3 separate regions of the Homo sapiens genome follow, and regions 2 and 3 are each linked to region 1. The links are chromatin loops, found by intact Hi-C in ENCODE. Cell type or tissue: B cell. All regions are shown on one strand.

Region 1 (8,000 bases):
AATCTGCAGATAGGGAGGAGTTTTCTATTTAGAATTTTAGCTTTTAAAAAAAAAAGCCTGCAAAAAAAATCTCAGAATAGTTTTTCAAGCTAAAGACATGGCATAAATTCAAATTTTATTAAAATAATTCCCTCTTTTCTCTATTTTTTTCTCCCTTCTCCCTTTTCTTCTGTAACATCATGTCAACTTTCTTTCTTTAATTTCCTTTCCCGTGTTTGGATTTCTCTTTTCCTTTCTCCTCAGCTTTGGCATTTGCTTTCCTTTTGTTCTTTCCCCCTCATTTTTTGCTCTTTGCTGACCCCCTGGCCAGGTTGCTGGCTGCGTGATCCTCAATGGGGAGTCGGCAGTCTAGGCAAGGAGCCTCCAGAGCTGAGAGCAGAGCTGCACTCTGCCGGGGGCCCACCTGGAAGGCTGCGCTGCTGGCTCTCTCCCTGACTTCGATTTCTTCTCGGAGCCCCTCTTTGTTTTTAGAGCATCCCCCAGGCAGAGGCAGGGAAAGATGACCATCGTGTCTTGACAACCTGGGATTCCCAATGTGAAGGGAAGGGAAGGCAAGGGAAGGGGGGTGGGAAAGAAAGGAAGAGGAAGAAAATATTTCAAACCAACCCACAAGAAGCCTATGCTGGGCTGGAAGGGCCTGGAGATGCTGAGAGATGAGGGTCAGAAGGGGGCACCCCACCCCCACACTCTTCTGCCCAATTGTCCTGACACTGAGGCTGAATACTCTTGGAGTCTCCTGGACCCCACGACTCTTAAGTTTGAGAAAGATAAAGATGTGGGGAGACAGGAGAGGGAGGCAAACAGAGGAAGAGAGAAAGAGAGAAAAGACAGAGAAAACAACAAAACAACACCCTGAAAACTGCCTGCTAATTTGCCCCCCAGCCCAGGGCAAGAGGCTGACTAGGGAGAGGGTGGCTGGAACCAGGGCTCCGAGGCCGTGGATCCCATGACCTAAGAAGGAGCGGATAGAAAGAGCAAAGGCAGGTGATAGGGATCAGGGAAGGTAGGAAGGCAGGCAGACAGAGAGGTAAGAATGGGTGACAGAAGGCAGGAGAGAAACTGGAGGCATTAGAAACACCGGGCGAGGGAGAGAAAGAACGAAAAGAGGGACCAGAAGCCAGGGAGGCCTCCAAGATGGGACCTGAGCGCGAGGGGCCGGGGCCACGCTGGGACTGGACAGGGTTGGGACGGAGAGCCCCGAGCCGGGACAGGAGCCGGGCGCCGGTACTCACGGTGCATCGCGGAGAAGGGGTCTGCTTTGCAGTGCATATCCATGGGGAGGCAGAGGAGCGGGAGCAGCGCGGCCGCCGCCGCCGTGTCGCCTCTCAAACTCAACTTCAGGACTTGAGGAGAAAAGGGAGGGACGGTGGGGGAGGGAGGATGAGTGAACGCCCGGCTGCTGCGGGGCGCGCGGGGGCGGGGGGCGCAGCACTGCGCTCCCCGCTGGGGCTCCTCCGGGTTGGCCGGAGCTTGCAACTGCAGTAGCCGCAACTTGCCACTGTCGGGGCTCGGGGCTGGGCGGTCAGCAGAATGGCCCCGGGGCGGTGGGCCGGGCCGGGGTGCACTGGGGGCGCATGGCTCGCGCTGCAGCTGCAGCCAGGGCTGAAGCTGGGCGGGGGAGGCGACTCGCTCAGCTCCCCTGGAACCTGGTCATCCGAGAGGCGGTGGTCGGAGAGCGCGCGGGGCGGGGGCGGTCAGAGGGCGCCGGGAGGGGAGCCGGGCCTCTCCAAGTGCTGGCGAGTTGGCGAAGTTGGCAGAGAAGTAGCAATCCCGGGGATGTCCGAGGTGGCGCCTGCGGGAGGGGAGCGCGCGGGCCAGGCCCCCGCCCCCGGAAAAGGCAGGCGCACGCCGCCGCGGCCGAAGGGCCGGGAGGGAGGGAGGGAGCCGAGCGGCGCTGGCAGCTCTGGGCTGGCCCCAGGTGGGTTGCGGCTGCGAGAAGACTCGGCCGGAGACTGGAGCCTCGGCTCCCGGTGTGTGTCTCTCTAAAAGCTGCAAAGCCCCCTCCAGACCTCCTCCCCCTCCCCGCGCCGGGAGATGGATGACTTGTCAGACAAAGGCAATAGATTCCACCACTCTGTGATTCGCCAGCGCTGGAGCCCCGAGCTTCGGCGAGGAGGGCCCCGAGCCTGTCACTCCGGTGCCGGCTAGGGGAGGGCAGGGGAGGGAGAAATGGGAGGGAGGGAGGGAGGGAGCAGCCGGCGAAGGAAGAGGGAGGGAGGGGAGCGGACCGGGGGAGGGGGAATGGGAGCCCGGGATTAAAACTACACTGAGAAACGAAACTCGCCGATAAGATAAACGCTAGATAAGGATAAAGAGCGGTCAGTCTAATGAATATTCAGGTAACGACAGAGGGCCTCGGAGCGCGCTGCGCTGTGAAGCCGGGCTCTCAGTTCTAACTCGCCCAGCCCTGCCATCCACTGGCCAGTGCCCGCCTGGGCCGCGCGGCCCCGGGCCCAGTGCGCATCCCTAGCCCCAACCCCACCACCCTCGGCTCTGAGTTCCCTTCCGTTCCTTCCCGGCTCTTCCTTCCTCTCTTTCTGGTCCTTCCCTTTGGCCTTTCCCTCCGGAGGTACCTTCCCACCCACGCACCCCCCACTTCTCATTCCACGGAAAAGTGTCCAGCAGTTTGTCTTGTCCCCTCCCGTTCCACGCGACTGTGCGCAGGGCCTCCCCAGTCCCCTTGCCCACCGGGTCTGGGCAGTCCAGAACGCTTGGTTCAGAATCGAGCTGAAGACCTCCGGCGAGTACCCACCTGCCTCGGTGGGACCCAGCGGATGGCGGGAGAGCCGGGGGACTTGGTTTCTGAACCCTCGGGTGACTGGGAAGGGGGTACAGGGGAGGGAAACAGTGCGGAGCTGCAGGTCGCTGGCGGCAGAGGATGTGGGAGACGAGGCTGGCTCTCCCCGGCTGGGGAGAAGAGGAGGCTGCGGACGCGGCTGAGCGCCGCCCGCTGCTAGCTCGGTGGATCCGGGGCGAGCGCAGGAGGCGCAACCACGGGGACGTCCCCACTCCTGCCGGAGCCTCCGCAGCTCTCTCTGGCACTAGCTCCCTTGCTCGCTGGGGTCCGCTCGCACGCACCAGGCAGAAGAAGCCCTTTGTCTCCTAACTGGTTAAGTACAGAATATCCGGGAGATCTTCATGAAATATTTTCCCTCGTCTCATAAATCATCTTGGCACTTCAGCTGATGTTTTAACTCTCTCTCCCTCCTTCGCTCCCTCCCCCCGCTTCCCTGGGTCTGCGAAAGGGCGGCTCGGCGAAGCTTGCGCAGCGCTCTTGCAGCCCGAATCCGAGATTCCTCCAGCCCCCGTCTGCAGCTCCGGGCGCCCCGCGGAAGCGCGGCGGACTCGCGCTCCCCTCCCTCTGGCCGGAGCCTGGGCGGCAGATACCATGGGGAGAGATGCACCTGCCTGACTCAGCCTAACTACTACTACTGGGCGTCTTGTACCCGGGTTTTTGGGATGCCCTTATTCCTCAGGAGGAGCTCAGGCCAGGCTCAGCGGGACGAGGTTCTGAGCCTCTCACTCCTGTGGGGCCTGGGTCCGCTGGGATCCTGGCATTTGCCCTCCCTCCTGTATCCTCCAGAGCCCAATAAGCTTAATCCACCTGCGGGGTAAAGTCTGGGAGGAAAACACTCCTCACCGCCTGCCCCTCCCAGCCCCTATCCCACTTCCCTTGGGTGGCTAGGCAGGTTGGTTCCCTTGGGCTAGAGGTTGAAGACGCAGGGCCTAGCCTCTAAGGTCAGTCTCTTCCTCTTGAGGCCTGCAGATGGCGCTCCCGGGTTTGCTTTGGCCTCACAACCCCACGAACACGCACTAACTTCGTGTAGGGACCGAAGAAGGAAAACAGTTCGGGCAGCCGAAAAGTAACAGCTCCCAGGCCAGAGTGCAAGGGATCTCAGGTGGTATTAGCTAGCACAGCCTTGGCTTTCCCCTCTGGGAAGTAATTAACCCAGAACTGGGGTGAAAGGAACGTTGAGAAAGGGTCCTTATTTAGAGGAGCTCAGAACTAAAGTAACCTTTGCCCCAGGTCTCTCCAAGTTGGTCATCCAGGAATTTGTCTCGGGGTGTGTGAACTATTGAAGGAAGAAAGCTGTGAGTAAACCCCCCCCCTTCCACACAGACACAGATTTTTCTAGAACCAGCTAGACATGTCCCTATGTTACAAGTACCATGAAATGTGGGTGCCCACAACAAGCATTTTCACATGTTGGGCGAGAAGGATTTTCCATTTTGTAGAGAAGGGGACTTAATGCGCCAAGTGTGCTGGAAGTTGTCCTCACACACCTGTCCTTCACATGCACCTTCTGAGGAGTAAAGACCCTTCTGATAGTCCCATTCCCAGGTAGCCCCTGAGAGTCCCCCCTGCTCCTGGGATCGTCTCCCCAGCACTGCACTAGCTGGACACTCACTCTTCCGCCAGGCCGGCTCCTGGCCGCTTCCCCATTAGCTCCAGCCCATTCCTGGGTCTAGAGAGTCAAAGAGTAATGCTCCCTGGAGATTAGGAACCCCTTTTCTCCAAAGCTCTGCCTTCTCCTGGGGCTCCAGGATGAAGGGCTGGCCTTCATCCAGTCACTGGCCGCTCCTCTGACTCCCCCTTTTCTGTTCTCTTTCTTCTATACAGTCTAGTAGAGGGGTGGGGGGAAGCAAGAAAGCAAAAAAAAAAAAAAAAAAAAAAAAAAAAAAAAAAAAAAAGGAAGAAAGAAGAGGAAAGGGGAAAAGAAAGAGAAAGAAAGAAAACAACCCAACCCCAAACACTACCCGGGCTCCGACCTGTCAGGGTTGGTTGCTTTTCCCGTCCGCCTCTAAATGAACCTTTTCTCTCTGGTGTTTTCAAAGCGGCCCTTCCACCCCCCAACCTAGGGGCATTTACACTTCAAACAAGGAGCCCGCCTCCCTGCGGAAATTTAAAGGCAAATAAACTTTTGGGGAGTTGCTCTGATACCCATCTCGGGATTTGCTTCATTAGCCGCCTCTGTGCATCTGATCTGCCCAATAAATCTTCCTTGTGGATCTCGGCTCCTTTGCCTTCTCGGCTCCCTTCCCTGCCAGGCTTGCCCAGGCGCCTGGCGGCCCCCAACCTTGCCTCCGCCCTCCAGGCCGAGCTACTGCCGGCCTGGTTTTCTGGCTGGGCCGCGCCTGCTCTGTCTGGGTGTAGGTGTCGGGGTGGCGGATAGGCACCCCGCACCTCGAGTGTACCCACGCACCGGCGCCCCAAGCCAAGCCAAGCGCGACTCCAGGGCTCTCAAATGCGTTTCTGGGCATGTTGTGCAAAAGTGAAGTGCCGGTGTAGACCTAGTCCACTGCCCGCTGCCCCGCTGCCACCCGCTCCCGCTGCCTTCCAGAAACCCTTTCTCCTGTTTTCCGGTTTCCAGTTCCCTGGCCCAGCGTTTTCTGCCCAGGCGAGAAAAGGCAGAAGCGTGGTTGCCTCTCCTCCTCCTGCAGGGCCCTGACCCGGGGCCCAGGCGCCCGGCCTCCAGTAGCTTGGGAAGGCGGCTGAGCCTTGGTGAGACGGAGGGGGCCGCGGGAGCATCCCAGCCGCGCCCCTCCCCCGTGGCCGGGACCTGCCTTCCTCCTTCCACTTCCCGGGGAGCGGCTAGGGGAGCTAGGACCGGGGTCTGAGGGAGGGGATTAGAAATTCCGAAATTAAATGCATCTCCCCAGGAAATGCTCCCCACAGCGCGGACCAAATTAAATGCATTAAAGTTCAGAGGGGAAAAAGCTGTTTAGAACCAAGGGGAGAAAAGTAGTCCGAAGGGAAGAGAAGCAGAAAGGGAGGGGAGAGAGGGAGAACAGAGCTGCAGCTCCGCAGCTGAGCTTCATTTCTGGATTATTCCCACTTTTAGAAGTCACCACCAAAAAGAAAAATAAAAGTTCTTCTGACAACCGAACTCCAGAGCCGACCAACCGAGGCTCACTCGCCCTCTGGGTCCCGGCGCACCCCAGGGCGCATACCCTCGGCTGTCAGATCCCAGGGAGCCGAAACTTACACCCCAGCCCCTTCCGCAGAAAGGCCTGACCGGCTCCTGCCCGGCCTTTCCCCCTCCTCCTCCCCATTCTCTCCCCGCCCTTCCCCCTGCCTGGCCCTCTGGTCACGTTGGAGGATGGTTTTTTTTTTTTTTTTTTTTTGGAAGAGCTTCTGGTACAATATGGAGCACCATGGGCTGCAATTTCACACTCCACAGCACATTCCCCCTAAAGCTACTTTCTTTTTTTTTTCATCTAAGACCCCCTAATTTCTGCTTCCTCGCTCCCTCCCTCCCTCCTGCTCTCACTCTTCTTTTCCTGCTTTTGTTCCCAATATTTGGGCTCCCTGCGTGAAGCCCGGGGGGCCTGACTCCCAGCTGGCCCCGCCCGCTCGGTCTGTTGGTCCTGTGGAGTCCAGGCGCACGTGCTGGGCCTTTATCCTCCAGGATCCCTCCCCCTTTAATCTAGCTTCCCCTCACAAGAGGTCTTTGCGACCTGCCCAGCCCTTCACAGGCCCTTTGAGGAGCAACAACAATGCAAGCCACTTGGCCACCAAAGCTGCCTCTTAGTGGCACGGGCCAGCCAGGTGGCTACCGCCCATGGGCCACTCTACTAGGGAACTGAAAAAATAGCGAAGCTGGGAGAAACCCAGCCAGCAGGTCTAGAGAGTAAGAGTGAAGGTCCTGTCCAACAGAGAACAAGCTAAAAGGGCTAGGAGCCCCGTGAGGCCCTGGTACTTCTGGCTCAGACCTGGACACAGCCTGTACCGCCTCCCTAGATACCCATGGACCTCCTAAAGGGGCCACTCACCCCACAGCCTACAGGAAAAAGTGACAGCCACTACATACACAGTCCCTTTGCTTCTTTGAGACTCAGTTTTCTCACCTGTAAAATGGGGATAATTACGCCTGTCTTGTCTACTCCATGGAGCTAATCAATAGGCATTTTGCAAACCCAGACATTTCTCTAGTAGATTATGGAGTAAATGGCCAGCTTTCTGAACTCTTACCCTTTCACAAAGAGGTAAAGGAGGGATCTGAGTGCTAAGGTAGGGCAGGAGGTGGCGTTTTCCACCCAACTTCAATCCTATAAAGGTTACTGGGGATTCCTCCCCGCGCCGCCTTCCTGTTTTATTTTGTTTCCCCTTCTATTGGCTATGCCACACCTGTCCAGGTTTATCGTTCTTCCCTCTGTCTATACCTCCTGCCACTCCTCCATTCCCACTTCCTGCACCCCCCTCCCAACTGCACCAGCGCAGCTGCTAGAGGATCGGTTAAATTCCTCACTGCCCACCCCCCAACCACCACCACCAACAGCCGGGTTAATTGTGGCCTCAGGCGCGGTCCTCTTCAGCCAGTCCGCCAAAACCGTCGGGAGGAGCTGGCCCATTGGCGGAGACCTAGGGAAGGAAATCCCGTCCGGTCCGGTTCCAAACAAAGAAAGTTGGTTCTCCCAGGACCTGCAGTTAATCAGTCAAAGCCAGAGCGGACAGGAGACGGTGGGGAGAGGCCTGGCTGGGAGGAGGCTCGAAGGAGGGAGAGACAGGAGGGGAAGAAAGAGGACCTTAGAGAGTTGCCGAGGGAACTGAGAAGCCACCACCTGTCTCTGGGAGGCCTGAAGAGGCTGGTTTGTGCGAAGCCGAAGTCCCCACCTGGCCAGCTGTCCCCTCCCCTCCTCCCCTAGGCCGGGCGAGAGAGTCGGAGGGAGGCTGAGTGTCGCTGGCGAAGTAATGATTAACTCTCTTAGCAGCCGGCCCGGAGCCCGCGGCCTCATCGGGCTGTGGTCGAGGGAGACGGTGCAGGCTGACCCAGGACGTCCCCGGCGTTACCTCCACAGTCATCGCCGCCGCGACCGTGGGACCTGCGGAGGGTGGGGGCAGGCGACAGCCGGGGGCGGCCGAAAGGGAACGGAGAGCAGGGCCAGGGAAGCACACTCCAGAGGCTGGGAGACCAGAGGGAGCGAAACAGCCACAGCCGAAATACAGGGAAAGGAAGGGTCCCCGCGGGTGAGCGCGCGCGACCGGGCCGCGCTGGGCA
Region 2 (8,000 bases), 480 kb before region 1:
CAGGCCGCGACGGTATGACCATCTTTGGGCAGCGGCAGACCCCTAAGAAGCGGCGAAAGTCGCGCACGGCCTTCACCAACCACCAGATCTATGAATTGGAAAAGCGCTTTCTATACCAGAAGTACCTGTCCCCCGCCGATCGCGACCAAATCGCGCAGCAGCTGGGCCTCACCAACGCGCAAGTCATCACCTGGTTCCAGAATCGGCGCGCTAAGCTCAAGCGGGACCTGGAGGAGATGAAGGCCGACGTAGAGTCCGCCAAGAAACTGGGCCCCAGCGGGCAGATGGACATCGTGGCGCTGGCCGAACTCGAGCAGAACTCGGAGGCCACAGCCGGCGGTGGCGGCGGCTGCGGCAGGGCCAAGTCGAGGCCCGGCTCTCCGGTCCTCCCCCCAGGCGCCCCGAAGGCCCCGGGCGCTGGCGCCCTGCAGCTCTCGCCTGCCTCTCCGCTCACGGACCAGCCGGCCAGCAGCCAGGACTGCTCGGAGGACGAGGAAGACGAAGAGATCGACGTGGACGATTGAGCGGCGCCCCGGGTCTTCCGCCGCCCTGGGCTCCTAGCGCTCGAAAGCCCAACGCCTCCCGGACCGGACCGCCGAGGGGAGCTGGGACCTCCTCTGCCAACTCCCGCCTCCTCCCCTGTCCCCGGCCCCGGACTCGGCTCCTGGCAGCCGCCTCTTCCCTCTCGAAGCAATAAACCCAGGCTGGCCGGCCGGGCCGGCCGCCACCAGCGGCCTCCGCCGCCCCGGAAGCCCTCGCCGTGCAATTCTGTATGGCTTCTATATAAATATTTAAACCTATATAGCGGGTTCTTCCCACCGCAGCCTGATTTTTCCTTTCTTTTATTATTATTTTTTAAATCTCGGAGATTTCGATGTTTTCAAAGCTCTCGGGCTGCCGGGTTTGCTGAGGGCGAGACAGAAACCAGGGCGGGGAACACTAACCCTGCGGTCTAGGGGAGTGGCAGCTCCGGCTGTTTTGATTTTTCTCTGCATGTGGCGAATGCACCGGCCCGCTCCTTCCTCGCCTCCCTCGGCCTTATTGCAGTTGACTTCTATTTCCTCGGGCCTTTTTTCCTCATGTGGGAGGGGAAGAGGTGGGCAGTCAGGTCCTGACTTGCAAGTTTCAAAATCGATCTTTCCTCCCCACCCTCTGAGAGAAAAGTCTGTTTTCGATGCCATTTCTGCCTCCTAATGCCCACTAATGCTGTTTTTAAGATTCCTCCCTCCCTCCCGCATTTCCTCGGACTGACTGTTGGAGTCCGGCTCTTAGGGACAATGCAGGGGGAAATCCAACCAACCAACTATCGAAAACAGAACCCAAAGCCCTATAATTATTTTGTACTCTTTTTAGAATTTTTTTGCATGTGACAGAGACAGAGAGGAGGCCGACCCAAGCCCTCACCTCACCTCCTCCACAGCTCTGGGTCTCTCTTGCCACTTCGAACACCCCACTCCTACCCGACTTGGCCAGAGGAGGGTGGCTGGATGTGAGTGGGCTGCGAGTGCCCCTTCCCTGCTCCTCCCTTCCCCTCTCCTCCCTAGACTGTACCCAAGGCCTCTTTCTCCAATAAATAAAGTCTTTGCCATTTTACTAGAACCGGCGGCGACCGTGTCTGAGTGGTGGGCCCGTTTCCGAGAAGCAGCGGCAGGCTGGGCTTCTTGCCGCTCTTCGTGCCGGTCGCCCTAGCCTTGGAGATTTGGGGGGGATTTTCAGGACAGGCTTAAGAGTGAAGGGCGAGGGGGAAGCAGCAGGAGGAGGCGCCTCTTGCCCATAAACCTGAGGCAGCTGCTAAATCGGGAGAGAAGCGGGCTTCGCCAGGTCGGGGTAAAAAACGAGCCGTGAAATGCTGGGAGAAAATGCCTGTGTATGTGGGGGCACACCACAGTACAACATTAATTTGTGTTGAACAAAGGGTGGGAGGGGGTCTTGCCCTGCATTTCCTGCATCCCACCCCAGACCCAAGGGCATTCTCCCTGCACTCCCCGAAAACAGGGCTGAGCCCCGGGAGCGCTGCAGGTATCACTCAGTCAGACGCGGGGTGGAGCCTTGGGTTCCCAAGTTTCGATTCTAGCCCCGAGGGCCTCATCCTTGGGGAGTCGGGGGCCAAAGGCTAAAGGCATCAAGGCCAGGCTGAATTTCAATGTGGGCACCTGGAACTGTAAGCCCAAGCGTCTGGGAGCTGGTGTGAATTTCTGGCAACATTAACCAATTCTGCCTCCACACCCCGGCACACCGCTGGGGGCAGAGGTATGGATCTTGCAAGGACTCTCTCGGGTCTGCGGCGCCCCAAGGCCGGCTGGGGCGGGGGCTGAGGCCGCTTTCACTTTCCTGGACAGAGCGGGTTTCTCTCCGGGCTTTTGTTGTCGCTGGGCTGGCGAGTAGCCGCTGTCACCGGAGTGGGGTCCCGCCTCCGGGCCGCTGGGCTCTCTTTCTCCGCAAAATTGATGTGAGAAATGCGCATCTGGTCTCGGGCGGCGATGGGGCCCCCGGGCCCGAGCCAGGAACGTGCGTGTCCAGGAGGAAACGAAGAGACAGAGAGAAACAGGAAAAAAAAATAGGAGCACAGAAAGACACTCCAAAAGCAGAGAGAGAAAGCGGAGAGCCACAGAGACAGGACGGAGAAAAAGAGGAAAAAGAGAGAGAAACAGAGAAACGGAGAAAGGGAGACAGAGACAGAGGGAGAAAAAAAGAATGGGAAGAGAGGAGAAGAGAGAGAAGGAGCAGAGAAGGAAGGAGACGGCAGGGCAGCGGGGCAGGCGTGCGGCTGGTTCCTCCCGGGCGACAAAAATTGCCCTCTCTTAGGATGGATGGGTCTGTAATTCGGAGCGCGGACCATGAAGGCCGGGACGAATGGGCCTGGGCGGCCGCTGACAGGCGACAATAGCCGGGCCCAGCCCCCCGCGGCTCCCGGTGCGGGCACGGCCGCGGCCCTCCGCAGCCCAGAGCGCGCCGGCGCTGGCGACCATATGGTTTTTGAATTTTCTTCACAATTTGTAGACAATTTGATGGATTAGGTCCCCGCGCGCGCCTCCTCGGCACAAAGGCGGCGCAGGGACCACGGCGGGTCGGTCACCCGGGCATCTGCGCCCGCCGTGCGCACCCCCCCACTCGGCCCCCGCCCCGCGCCCGAAGCCCCAGGCCGCCCGCCCAACACGCTCATGAATCCCAATGAAGCGGCCCTGGCACCTCCGGCCGCTCTCTGCTTCGCGGCCCTGGGCCTGGCCCCGCTGGGTCCCTTTGGGCTGGGGGCGGCGGCCCCAGGGCTGAGCCCACCCGAGCTGCGGCGCCCGCGGGGCGCGCAGCTAAGCAGGCGCGTCGGGGCTGAGGAGAAACGGGGCCATTTATCCGCCCGTCTAGTTAAAGCGGGTTATTTGTTTGCTTCTCCGGCCTGCCCCCTCCCCTCCCTTCCCCCTCTCTCCTCCCCCGCCCTTCCCCTTCTGCCTTTTATTCTTTTGTCTCTAAATGGATTTAATGAGCCTGAAAAACATGACAATTGAATATAACCAAGAAATAAAAAATAACGAGGGAGGAAGGAAGGAGGAAAAGAAAGAATGAAAGAAGGAAGGGGAAGGATTAATAAAATAAGGAGAAAACGCAATTCAATTCAGCAAATGTTTATTGCGCGTCTTTTCTGCGCCAGGCCGCGCAGGGGGGCTGGGAAAATGGAAACGAATCAGATTCGGTTCCTGCCCTCAAGGAGCTCCTAGTCTAGTGGGCAAGACTCGCAGCACCCCCAGCGCTAGTAGAAGCGGACCGAGGGACAGGGCCGTGCCAGTTGCAAAACACTGAGAGGCAGCTACCAGGGTGTTGGCGGCTTCACAGAGGAGGTGGCTTGGGACCCGGGCCTTGAAAGGCGAAAAGTAGTTCGTTGTTTCCATAGGCCAGAGAAGAGAGCCAGTGGAAGGAAGGACCAGAGCTGCGGCGGGGGGAAGGGGTAACGAAGTGTACGTGAGAGCCTCGGCTGAACCCGAGCTAAGGAGGCCACGCGAGAGCGCCCTGCGCGCTCGGTCCCGCACAATGTGGGAAGTGGATTCGAGCCTCTCCGCAGTGTCCTCTGCTCTGAGGAATTCGCTGCCTCCATCAGGTTCCGGGTGGGCTTCCGGAGCCCAGCCGACAGCTCTGTTGAGGCCGCGGACTAGCACTGGACTCTGCCTGGACTAGCACCCGACTCTGCCTGGACTAGCACCCGGGCTTGGGGCTTATCTCTAGGTCCCATTGCGCAGGGAGGCGGCGAGGAAGTCAGCAGCTCTGGGCAAAAGCTGAGGGGCTTGGCTGTAGGCGGAGGCGAGGATCTGGGATCCAGGGAGGCCTGGGCTCTAAGCCCACTCTCTCTTTAGCTCCCCCAGTTCTGAAGAAGTCTGCTACCTGCGCGCGGCCCGGGGACCTCGGATGGTCTTGGCTGTGCCTCAGGCGCTGCCGCTGGGACCGGCGATGTGAGAGAGCCTCAAATCCCAAGTTCGGGCCCGAGGCCTCTTAGCTCACGCCTGCCGGGCCTGTCTCGGGATACTGCAAACAGCAGTGGTGTGTTCGCCCAAGTGTAGGCTCCAAGGGAGCGGGGCTTGTGTATTGCGTGTCTGTTTCTTCTCCTGGTCTGAGTGTACGAGGGAGCTTGGCCTGGGTTGTGTGAGGGGCTGTGGGCCCTACGCCCATTCTTCTGGCGTAGTTCGTTAAGGCTTGGTATCCTGTGGGCTGCCTGCCCTTCGGGCCTGAGTTCCATCACCTCCTAGAGCCCTTTGCCCATCTGTTCCCCCAGGACTCTGGGCTCTCTACGGACCCACTTTCGGTTCCGGGCTGGCCAGGAGAGGCGGCTCGGCTTTGTCTCTCCCTTCCCCGTTGTGTCCCGGGGCTCGACGGGGCTTGCCAAGTCCCGGGACGCGGGTAGTTTCTGCTCTCCAGTCTAGGAACCCCTCCGCGCGCGGACGGCCGATCCCGCTTGTTCGGCTTCCCCTCGCTCCGCCTTTCCCGGCTTGGTGGCCTGGCGAGCGGCGCGGGGTGAGGCAGAGAGGCGCAGTTCCCTATTTTACGAGGTGTCGGGCCGGTGTCAGACGCAGCTCCGATAAGTAATACTCCAGTCTGAGGGACCAGAACGTGGTAATTAATCCCAAAGACTTAAGTGTATTTTAGTTCAGGAGAAAAAAAATCACTAATTCAATCGTCCGGAAAATTGAAGTTTGATGCATGAGTCCCCCCTGAAAGGGACGAGCTGGGGCCGCGCGCCTACCCTCCGCCCCTTCCCGTCGCCGCGGGGACCCCCCCCCCCACCTCTCCATCCCTCTGAGCCGCCAAGTCCGGGGAAGTCCACTCACCCTGCCCTGGCTTTTCCAGTCACCTGAACCCGGAGGCACCTGGGCTTGGCTTCCCACCGGCAACAACTAGCCCCTCTTGGAGCGCAGAAAGTGATTTGTGGGGACAATACATATGCTCCCCAAACACATGCATCTGAGAGGGCACCACAGAAAGCCCGGGGATATAGAGAGGGCAGCCAGATAAGGGGGCAGGTTAGTAAGGTCAGGGGCTACAAAGCATGTGGAAGAAGGGACAGAGAATCTGAATGGGCTGGAGTCACAGGGGTCAGCGAGTAGGAGGCTGCTGTTGTAAAGTGAAGTACATGTGGCTTTGAAGTGGGTGGGAATGGAGGGGAGTAGAACTGGTTGTGCTGGGTAGTGGTGGTTAGGCTGTAGGTGTGCAAAGGGGTGTGTGGGAACTGGCTGCATCCCTGGACTGTACATGTGCGGAGTGGAGGTCCCTGGCAGACACTGACAGGTCTTGGAGAGCCTAGAATCTGACTCCCGGGTGTGTCCACAGGCCACATCTCCTAGAGAACAGGCTCCTGGGACTGGGGCAAAGGAAGGTGGGGGTTCCTGGGGACCAGCACCCTGGAGGGAGGAGCATTCCCACCTTGAGTGTTCCTGGGGCCCCACATCTGCACTTCCAAGTCCAGGACTGCCATCTGCAAATCACCCCGTCTTCTCCTAACAGCTGCCAGTTCTGGGAGAGATTTGGGGCTGTGGGTGTGTGTGTGGCAGGCTGCATGGGGACTAGCAAGGGCATGTTCCTGAGTGTGTCATCAAGTATGTGCAACTGAGAAACTGAGCATGTGCGGCTGATTGATGGAAACGGAGCGTGGGACTGGGTGTGTGATGCTGCGTTCCTGCAACTGATTGTTGCAAACTAGTGTGTGTGCAGCTAGGTGTGACTAAATTTGCTCAATGGAGAGGAAAAGAGTAAAGCTGTCACTGAGTGGGTGTAACCAGCAGGTAAACGATGCCCAGGGTGTGTGAGGTGTGCAGGGAGCTGGTGTGAGCAGATAGCTGGGAGAATGAATATTGATGTGGAATTGAAGCTACAGGCAGACAACCAGAATCCTAGCTCCAAACATTTTAGCCAAGCTGGCTACTGAAATTTACATTTACAATGCTGGGGGCAGGGACCACATGGCCTGACAGGAAGAGGACTCAGGAGAGGACTAAGTAGAAGATGGGATGGAGAACTTTCAGCCTGGGTTGAAGTTTATTCTGAGGGCAGCTGAGGCCGTCGAATAGGCACTATATAGGCATGGACTCTGCTTCTTTGAAAACAGGTTGCGGGGGTAGGGGCATCCTCTGTTGTGCAGTTGGGTGATGGCCAGGCTGCCCTGCCTGCCTTCTCCCATTCAAGCTGGTCACCGGGCTGAACCTTTGTCTTTGGAGTGACCTGTAGACCTGCCCTTGGCTGCTCCAGTTCCAGGTAGCGCTTGAAGGCCTAGCTTCCCCCAGCTCAGTCAAAGGAAGTTCCTCCTCCCCGTGGGGGCTCAGCCCTGCCCAAAGTGGGGAGGGTACAAATGGCAATATGCGCATGGCTGCAAGCAGAGTTGGGAGTGAATGAGTCCTGCCCACTTTGGAATCTGGTTTGTATGTGTGCAAGTGTGTGCAAGGATTGCTGTGCATTGGTGTGTGCATGTGGGCATGTTCACGCTTCCCCATGGAGAGCTGGATGTAGCTATTTGTCTGTGAATGGGGGTGGATGAAGTGGGGAAGGGAGCTTAGTTACCTGAGGGTATCCATGTAACCAATGGATCTGAGTGTGGACGTGACATCTGAGCACATGGGATGGAGGCATCCCTGAGTGTCTGTACCCCAACCCTTCCCAAATTCAGGGGCCCAAGGCTCTTCAGAAAGGGAGATCCAAGTTGGGAGCCTCCTCCAACAAGAAATGAGAGCCTTCTTCTCCCCTTTCTCACACACCTCTGCCAACCCAGAGCTGGGATACGGACCAAGGTAGGGAAGAGGTGACCCCTTCCATCTCCCAGAGGCTGTTCAAGGTGAAGTGTCTGGGTCTCTATAGGGACTGTCTCCTCTCTCCTGATGTCTATAATGGGGCCTATTGATCCATCTGCCTGAGGTCTCCCTGGGACTGCATGTCCACATGGAAATGAAGGGTAAGCCCAGACAGGCCCACAGGCCCACACCCAACACAGGCACACCTCAGAAACAAACCAAACACACACAAGGCAGGCACTCAGTTACACAGACCAACACTGCAGAAACCCGATACACACCCACAGTGACCCACAGACACACAGGATGCCTGGAAAACACAGTGCAGTCACATAAGACACAGCAAACCTGCCCAAATATGGGCAGCTAGTAGCATACATAAGAATTAAGCAGATAAACCTTGGCTGTTAAACATATACACCATCCCCACTTTATACATACAATACAGGCAAGTGACAGAGTCACAGCTCACAGTTGCCACAAGCACACAGGGCACCGGCTTCCAGACAGTTTATGCAAACATGGGAGTAGGGCAGGGGCTAGCTGGTTTAGGTGACTTCAGTGGAAATGCTGCTCGTGTTCTGATGTTCTGAGAAGAGTCCATTTGCAGAGAGGGCAGCCAGTAGCAGACAAGAGTTGGTGGGAAAGGGAGGCTTCCACTGTCTGGGGAACCTCCAAACTGGTGCCCCAGTGAAAAACCAAGTCCCCAACCACCCCGAAATGCAATCAAAGCCGCGGCCG
Region 3 (8,000 bases), 390 kb before region 1:
GCATAAATTAACACCCCCCCACCCCTCAAATGGGTTCTGGAGAAATGGGCTGCATTTATGTGAAAACCTGTCTGTGCGTACCTGGATTGGGCTGGGATGTGTGGTGGGGGCCTGGCAGACCAAGTGAGGCTGTTGTAGCTGTTGGCTGTTGTGTGTGGTGTAGTGTGTCACAGTGTGGCCATGACCTTGTGTTTGTGCTGGAGGGAGTGCCATGCTGTTCAGGATGAGTCTGTGTCACCCCTGACCTGTGCCTGATCGTAAGGTCCAAAGTGTAAACACTGTGACCCTCTGTCTGGTTGACACTCTCCCATAGATGCCCATGTGTGGCTCTGGGGTGACACCAGGAGGGACAGTGACACCACCTGTGTGTGGGCCTATGGGTTTCCATGTGTGTGATGAGAAGTGGGTCACAGAGAAGGGGTTTCCCAGGGCAAATTCAGATGACAGCCCTGGGGACCCCAGAAGCTCCTCCTCCCTTACCTCCCTTGCCTTTCTCTGAATCCCACGTTAAAAATTAAAATAAAATGAAATAAACAAAAACAGATTTCTTAACAGTTCAGACAGGTGCGGGACGCCTCTGGGAGGGGGGCGCGTGTCCTTGTCCCTTGAGCTCTTCCACCGAAGGGAGAACAGTGTCGGCACAAATGTGGGGGCCCTTCGGGGCCGTGCGAGGGCAGTGTTCCCCTCCTGGGTGCAGTCTGAGGCCAGGAGGGTGGGGAGGAGTCCTGGGTCTCAGGCCTCAGTGACCCCTGAGTGGGCCTGGGGTCCCACAGGGCAGAATGGGCAGGCTCACTCGCAGGCCGACGCCACCGACGTGACGCTAGTGATTTTGGTCGAGTCGTCAGACCACGGCTGCAGATTCTGCAGGGCGAAGAGCGACGAGTTGTGCACGCACAGAGGGTCAGCGGGCAGCGGCTGTGCCAGGCTCTTCTGGAAGGCCTCCTGCTGCAACTGCAGGAGGATGCGGTTCGCTTGCTGCCTCTCGGCCTCCCGTTCCTCCGCAGTCTGCCGTCTGCACCGGGAACAAGCCGTTACCTGCCAGGAGCACCGACCCAGCTCCCGCGTGTGCCCAACTCCTGGTGCGTTCCCAGGAGATAAACTGAACGAGCGCTGCTCGCCTTTGCAGTCCCCAAATCCAGTTTGGGCCCCTATAACGCGTTCCCTTCTTTTGAGAGTCCTGACTCCAACAAAGACTGGAAACCCCAAAGCGGATGGAGCCAAGGTATCCCAGAGGAGGAGCGATGGGAAAGTCTGCGAGGCCCAAACAGCTGGGACTCGCATCCACGCGCAGCGCCCACACCCCGGAGGCCTCACAAGGGGCAGCCGGGGTAGGATGGCATCTCGCCTCCCCCTCCCCGGCCCTGAGGGAGACCAGGTGCCATTCCAAGCCAGAGGGCCCTCACCCTACCCACAAGTCCAGGGCAGAGAGGCAAGGACCAGCGGGTACGATCTGCTCTGCGGGACGTCTCTTTCCTCCCTCTCTCTGCGAATGTCTTCTAGGACTTGGGCCTTCTGTGTGGAGCCCTGTGCCCTACCGGGGCTCCTGCTGGACCCACTGGCTTCCTCTGAGGCAGTTCAGGGAGGCGATGACTCACTTATTCCATTTACTGCCGCCCCTCCACCCTGTCAACTGAGATCAAACGTCTGTCTCTAAGGTGGACAGACCTAATGGGAGTCCCTGGGGCCTTCAGAAGCAATTTGTAGGCGATCGATGAAGCCATGCGAAGCCTGCAAGGGCCTCTTCCAGCAGCGGCTGCTGACCTGCTCTGGGCCGCCTTTTCTTGACTCTGTGTATCTTTCCGTCTTTCGTCTTTCCCTTATCCCCTGCATTTCAAACGGCCTGAATATTTCTCTTTTAGGCTTTGTGTCTTATCTCTCGTTTTCTCTCCTCCCCACCCACTTGGTTCTCTCTGAATTAAAGGAATTTGTTTGAAAAGAAAATGGTGGTTTCAGTCATCCATTGCTTTTTCTTTATTATACATAAATAAGACTTCTGCAGGCTGCCTGTTTTTCTCCTTTTTTTTCCTTGAGCGGGGTCCCTATCCCTCTCCACCTCTGAAACTGGTTGTGTTTCAGTTTCTCTCTTTGCCTGCCTCTTTCTTTCTCTGTGCCCCTCTCTCTGGGAGGCCTGCCAGGCTGCCTCTCCTCCCCTAGGCCAGCAGCCCTCAGTAGGCCTTGGAAACCGGAGTCCCCCCAACCCCCGAGCTAGCCCTGGCTCCCTCTTTAGCGTTCCAAGGTCTGAGGCCGCATCCCCCACTCCTTTCCCAGCGTCAGAAATGTTGTGGTAGAATCGTGGGGCCATGGCTTCCTTTGTGGCCCCGTAGGCGGAATCCCAGGCAGATTCCTCGCCTTCGTTCAGAAAAAGAGGAAACTCCAATTCCTTCCTCCTGCCCCAAGGCCCGCCCGTCTCGGCGCCGCCGACTTCGCCCAGACTCTCCCGCGCTACCCCATGGGGCCTGAGCTAGGGGAGAAACTCCGGCGGGCAAGGGCCAGATGTGCGGGAGGGTGCAGCGTGCCAGAGGGTGCAGCGTGCCAGAGGGTGCAGCCGGAGAAAGCGTCAGTGCGCGCGGAGAGGGAGGCTGCTCGAGAGTGTTGGGGACGCTTCACGTCCGTGAGCGTAAATGTGAAAAAACAAAACAAAACAAAAAGCCCATTGCGTAGTAACTAGAGTTGTGGCTATGGGAGAAGGAAAATTCTCTTTCTCACACACACCCATCTGCTCCTAATTGATTCCCCTTCCAGTGGGACCCGCGAAACCCCGCCGCAGCCGGCGCGGATTGATTTTCTCCTTCCAGGGTAGGGACCGGCTGCGCAAAGGCCGGGTGTCTGGGGGAGGAGACCGTCAGCAGGGCCGCGGTCTGGGGCCACAGACCCTCTGCCGGGAGCCCGGCTGGAGCGCTGCAACAAGGTGCGGGCTGTTCTGCATCCAGTCTCCAGGACAGAGCAGGATTCCATAAGCAAGAGTTTGCGCAAACAAAAAGCTCCCCAGGACTCACAGATCCCTGGAGCCTGGACTGCGTGGAGTGCACTAACCCGCCTGTTTGCCCAAGCGGCGGAATAGACCTGCCGCGTCTACACCGGCAGAGAGTGTGCCAACCAGAAAGCCCTGAAGCCTCCGGTAAAACAGAGCCAGGGCTCTTCAGCCCCATCCCAGCTATCGGCCTCGGTTGCTTCCAGCTCCCCGCAAGCCTAGCGGGAGCTCGCTCCTCCGAAAGGATCAGAAACCGCGAGCGGAAAAAGTATGTGCGCCCCACGAGAGGCCAATGAACCGAGAGCTGCCTGAGACCGCGCCGCTCGCGGGCGGCCGGCCCGCCCCGCTTGCTCACCTCCACTTTGTCCGCCGGTTCTGGAACCAGGTTTTGACCTGCGCATCGGTCATTTTGAGCGCCTTGGCCAGGGCGGCGCGCTCGGCCGAGGCCAGGTACTTCTGGCGGTGGAAGCGCTTCTCCAGCTCGCAGATCTGCAGGCGTGTGAAGGACGTGCGCGGCTTCTTCTTCTTGGGGGGCGTCCGGTTCTGATAGGGGTGACCTATACGGCGTGTTACAGTGAAGGGTGAGAGGGCCACTGGAGCGGGAGACAGACAGACGGCAGAGGCAAGCAGCAGAGCGTCAGGAAGCGTCCCAGGCCCAACACCCCGCGAGTCAGCGAGCGCAGCAGCTGAACCCCCACGAGCAGGGCCGAGATCCTCCCGTTAGCCCTCAGCGACAAGCCCACGGCGGGAAACGGCCTCCTCCTGCCCGCCAGTCCGACGCCGCCGTCGCCGCTACCACGGAGGCCTCCCTGGCCCCGGGCTCCCGCGAGCCCAACCACCTCCCTGCCGCCTCTCCTCCAGGGGCAGTCTAAGGCGAGCTAATGGTCACGCTCCCCTCCCCTCAGTCAGCCCCAGGCCTTCAGGCTCAGAGTAAGAGGCCGAGCCTGACTCTGGAACCCGACCTGAGCCTCCATCCACAGCAGCACACACCAACACAACGTACAACGGGGGCAAACTCACAGATCTATACACCCAAACAGGACCAGACAAGCACAGGCACGGGACAAGCACACAGGACACAGAGCAAAACAAGGCCACAGCCATACACTCGCTGAAACCGCCTTCATGCCTGACACAGTATTAGGGCCCCGCGGTAGGCCCTAAACCGAGTACCTTTCACCAGAGGCCCAGGATTAGTGGACTCCCGGCTGGGTTTCCAGCAGGGCCCTTCAAGACTGGCCTGGCCTGGGTGGGGAATGGGATGGGCACCAGGCCCTGCTGCCCCAGGCCAGAGAAAACTTAGGTTGGGGGCACTGGGACCCCTCTAGGGAGGGCCCTTCCTGAGGCCTAGACCCAAGCAACTGTTCTTCCTCTGGACACCAGCCTCCACACCACTTCTGCCGTGGCCCCAGAGTCTGGTAAGAAGCTGCAGAAGCAGTTTCCCTGGCTGTGCTGCTGCCTGGAACAGAAGCAGGAAGCCAGGGGTGCTTTGGAATCTCCTGGCCCAGTATCTAGCTCTCAGCAGCTTCTCCCAAGTAGTTATGTAAACCCCCCTTCCACTGTTGGGCCCTTGAACCGGGGGACCCCCAGGAGGCCCCATCTCTGCCAGCAGCAGCCAGTGCCTCCTGCCTCCTCTCTCTAAGATCGGCTGGCTAACCTGGGCTCAATTTGTGGCTGCTTCCCAGCCCGGACGGAAGGATCGTGGTCTAGGATCCAGGGAACCCTAAGGGGAGCAGAAAGTGAGAACGGGGGAAGGGATCCACGCCAGAGGGAGAGTTGAGTGCCCAGAGTGGAAACGGGAGCAGAGGGAGCCAGGGCCAGCAGAGGAAGGCGGGAGCGGGCAGCAGAGAAGGCGGCAGCGGCCACCACTTAGTACCCAATGTCCCGGGAGTAGTCTTCCCGCCACCGATCACCAGCCTACCGGTGCATTGTTCGTGCCCAAGATAACAGGGCTGGGCCCGGGGTAGGACACCCAGCCGGGAGAGAACGAAAATGAAAAGCTAGCTGTCCTGGGCGGCTAAGCCCCGCTGCCATCCTCCCAGATGAAGCCTGCTCTCCGGAAAAAAAAAAAAAGGCCACTGGTTCTGCTGATTTACCGGGGCTCAGAGCCCCCACTGGCCCCGCAGCACCACGGGCACCGGAGCTAGGGGCGCGAAGTGCATGTGTGTAGGGGACTGGAGGTGGGGGAACCTGTTCTTTTCTTGTGTCTGATCCTGGGGCTCGCTTCCTGGGTCCTAGAACAGCAGCCAGGACGGAAGAAACTGTTCACGTTGCACCCCTTTCTCTAAGATTCCCAGGCCAAGAGTAGCTGCAGAAGGTGGTCCTGAATCTATGGCCTCCTTCTCTCTGCCTGACCCGGCTAGTGGATCCGGAGAGGGGACCAGGGAGAGCTCCTCCGAGCAGGGGTCCTTCGGGAGACAGAGAGGGGTCCAGGCTGAGAGAACTCTTCAAGCATGGCGAGTCTGCGTTATAGAATCGGGCGGGCGGCTCAACTTGGGGGAAGCACCAAGAAGAGCTGGGCGACCTGGAGCGCAGAACCGGCTTTGGGGAGCCACCCGGCGGGGCAGGGGTAGCACGGAGCCCGGGCCGCGGCCAGGCGGGGAGCGCGCGGGCCGGACTCACCTGTGAACCTGTCCTTTGTGTATCTGCGGTTACTCTCCATCCAGGGGAAGGTGAGGCCAGTGAGGTTGTTGACGCCCGGCATGGCAGGCACAGAGGGCACGGTGGGCAAGCCGGTGGCCAGGGGCTGGGGGTGGGCCACGGCTCCGGCGAGCGGCCTGTGTGCCGGCACCCGGATTACCCCCGCAGCGCTGAGTGCCCCGGCACCGCCGCTGCTGCCGCCGCCGCCGCCAGGACCGGGGCCGCCTGCCAAGGCCATGTTCACGTTGTAGGAGCCGGTCAGAGGACCCATGCTGCAGGCGCCGCCGCCGCCTGCCGGGCCTCCGGGGCCGCCGGGACCTCCAGTACCATAGGCCCCCGCTCCTCCAGCCCCCGTCGCGGCCGCGGAGCCCCCGCCGCCGTAAGTGTAGGCGCCTCCGACCAAGCAGCCAAGGCCGTATTCTCCGTCCTGGAGGCGCGAGGCGGGTCCCATGCAGCCACCCTGGTCCGGGCTGTTGAGGATCTGGTCGATGCCGAAGCTAATGGGCTCTGCGTGACCCGGGTGGAGGTGGTGCGGACCCAGGTGCTCCATGCTGGCCCTGGCCCCACCGGGGGGCCCGGGCGGCGGCGCTCGCTGCGCTCGGCTCGGGGGGCAGCTAGCAGGGGCTGGGAGGCAACAGCGGCTCCTGGCTGCGCGGAGACTTGGAAGCGAAGTGCGCAGAAAGGCTAAAGTAGAAGGGGGAGGGGAGGGAGAGAGGGGGCGCCGTATTCTTCCCCTCTCTGGCTTCTGCTTCCCCGCTCCGGCTGCTCGCTCGCTGTTGACTCTGGGACATCAATCACCAGGCGAAAAAGCCCGGTGCAAGAGAGCTTCGCGGTTTCGACTGGGTCTCTCCATTGGCTGTGCGCGGAGAGGAGCGGGGTGAATGACAGCGCGAGGGAGGGGAGGGGAGGGGGAGAGGAAGGCCAGAAGCCGAGACAGATGCAGGAGCCAGAGATAGAGGGACGGAGACCAAGACTCGGAGTAGTTCATGAAGAGAGAGAAGAGGGGAACAAGGCGAGGCTTAAAAGGAAAAGGGAAAACAGGAAGCGACCATTCCCAGAGACGGACAGACAGACAAACCCAAGGAGGGTGAAGTCAACTGTCTTCCCGGCCTGTTGGGAGCCCTCCCCTCACTTTGAACTGGGCCAAAGGAGTCCAGCCCACAAGGCGTCTGAGGAAGGGATGTCTCTGCCCAACTGGAGAATCTCCTCAAGGGCTCAGCTGCGAAACACCTGTCACTCAACCAGGAGATTTACTCCAAATTTCAAGTCCAGCTTTTTAGAAAGTAGAAGACTGTCTACTCCCCAGGTATGGAGCCCAGGCCCTGAGGCAGGACGGTGAGTTCAGGCTTGCCCTTCTTTAAAACACAGGCCTATGAACAACTGGCTATATGTTATAAAAATCAGCAACCACCCCCCAACTCAGCCTTCTTAGACAAATTCAGGAAGGGAACATATCCTGAAAGGCAGGCACAAGTCAAGAGGGTTGGTTTGGGGTCTGCTGCCAGGGTGCCCATGCCTCAACATACCCCTTTGGTTTTAAATAAACAGATGCGTCAAGAAGTAAAATCCTACAGGGTTCGAAAGAGGCAATTCCTACAGTGTTTGAATGAATTCAACCAGATTGCATTCCACCTAACAATTACCCCAGGGTTGGCTATTCCAGACAAGAAGCCTTTGGACTGTGGTGTGTGTTCTTTTCTTACGTTTGGAATCTTGGGAGGGAGCCATAGGGGCTTAAGGCCGTGGGGGCTGGGATTGGTGGGACTAGGATCAGGGAAGTGCATCCAGGACAAATTTAGGCCTTTCCAACGTTTTGCCAGTGGCTGTCTGGCTGAGAGCCCAAGAGAAAAGGAGGAAACTCCCTTTTTCTTCTTCCTGTCTTTCCCCTCTCCAGTAGAAAATGTTTGCTACCTTTTAGAAGCCAAGCTTTGGGAAAGGCACAGGTTCCATCACTTGGGATCTATTTCTGTTCTATTTCAGTTCAGTTTCAGATTAGACTTTTGGGTAGGCCCTGTCTCTATCTGGAAAGATGCTAGGATGTGAAGACTCACATTCTCTCCCATCAAGTCTTATTGCAATCTATTTGCTTTGGGCATGTCTGTCACCTCCACTTGAAGAGATCTTCTTGGAGGCAGAGAGTGGCTTATTCATTTCTGTTCTCTCCTGAAGAATACAGCCCCAAACAACAAAATATGGTCATCTTGGGTGAATAACAAAGAATGTATCTCTTTATTCAATAATATTTATTGAGTACTGTACTCACTATGTGTCAGGCACTGTTCTAGGCATGGGGGACATAGCAGTGAACAAAACAAAGGTCCTGACCTCATGAAGCTTACATTCTATAGAGGGGGTCAGACAATAAGCAAAGAAGCAAATACAACAAGAC

The links. A loop is a pair of places that touch in the nucleus more often than their neighbours do. Peaks named below come from ENCODE experiments on the same cell type or tissue, not always from the same donor. Only the 100,000 strongest peaks of a DNase experiment are listed, where the experiment ranks them.
Region 2: a loop joins it to region 1, with 6 times the contacts of the local background. A loop is called at or near these places in 2 of 110 quality-filtered maps.
Region 3: it touches region 1 in a loop (5-fold over the local background); 2 of 110 quality-filtered maps call a loop at or near these places.

The regions. Positions count from the first base shown.
Region 1 is chr10:100,739,536-100,747,535 of GRCh38, reverse strand. It overlaps PAX2 (paired box 2), which reads right to left and starts at 1,954. Exons shown (of 10, transcript NM_000278.5): 1 at 1,233-1,954. The coding sequence starts at 1,275. RefSeq lists enhancers at 1,222-1,763, 2,863-2,912. In B cell, CTCF peaks have their summits at 3,576 and 3,786 (motif pointing right); DNase peaks (open chromatin) are centred at 1,655, 3,045, 3,775, 5,085 and 2 weaker places; H3K4me3 peaks cover 768 bases; H3K27me3 peaks cover 7,385 bases.
Region 2 is chr10:101,219,794-101,227,793 of GRCh38, reverse strand. LBX1 (ladybird homeobox 1) reads left to right here. Exons shown (of 2, transcript NM_006562.5): 2 at 4-800. The coding sequence ends at 524. LOC124902491 (a long non-coding RNA gene) reads right to left here and starts at 5,442. Exons shown (of 2, transcript XR_007062267.1): 1 at 5,310-5,442; 2 at 3,602-5,076. RefSeq lists enhancers at 1,179-1,680, 4,455-5,104. In B cell, no CTCF peak of the experiment used is centred here; DNase peaks (open chromatin) are centred at 483, 983, 2,423, 4,703 and 5 weaker places; H3K4me3 peaks cover 3,796 bases; H3K27me3 peaks cover 7,351 bases.
Region 3 is chr10:101,129,703-101,137,702 of GRCh38, reverse strand. TLX1 (T cell leukemia homeobox 1) reads right to left here and starts at 6,403. Exons shown (of 3, transcript NM_005521.4): 1 at 5,594-6,403; 2 at 3,327-3,528; 3 at 1-1,012. The coding sequence starts at 6,161. The coding sequence ends at 790. It overlaps TLX1NB (TLX1 neighbor), which reads left to right and starts at 6,557. Exons shown (of 3, transcript NR_130723.1): 1 at 6,557-6,917. In B cell, no CTCF peak of the experiment used is centred here; DNase peaks (open chromatin) are centred at 2,512, 3,212, 5,302, 6,222 and 3 weaker places; H3K4me3 peaks cover 3,049 bases; H3K27me3 peaks cover 7,817 bases.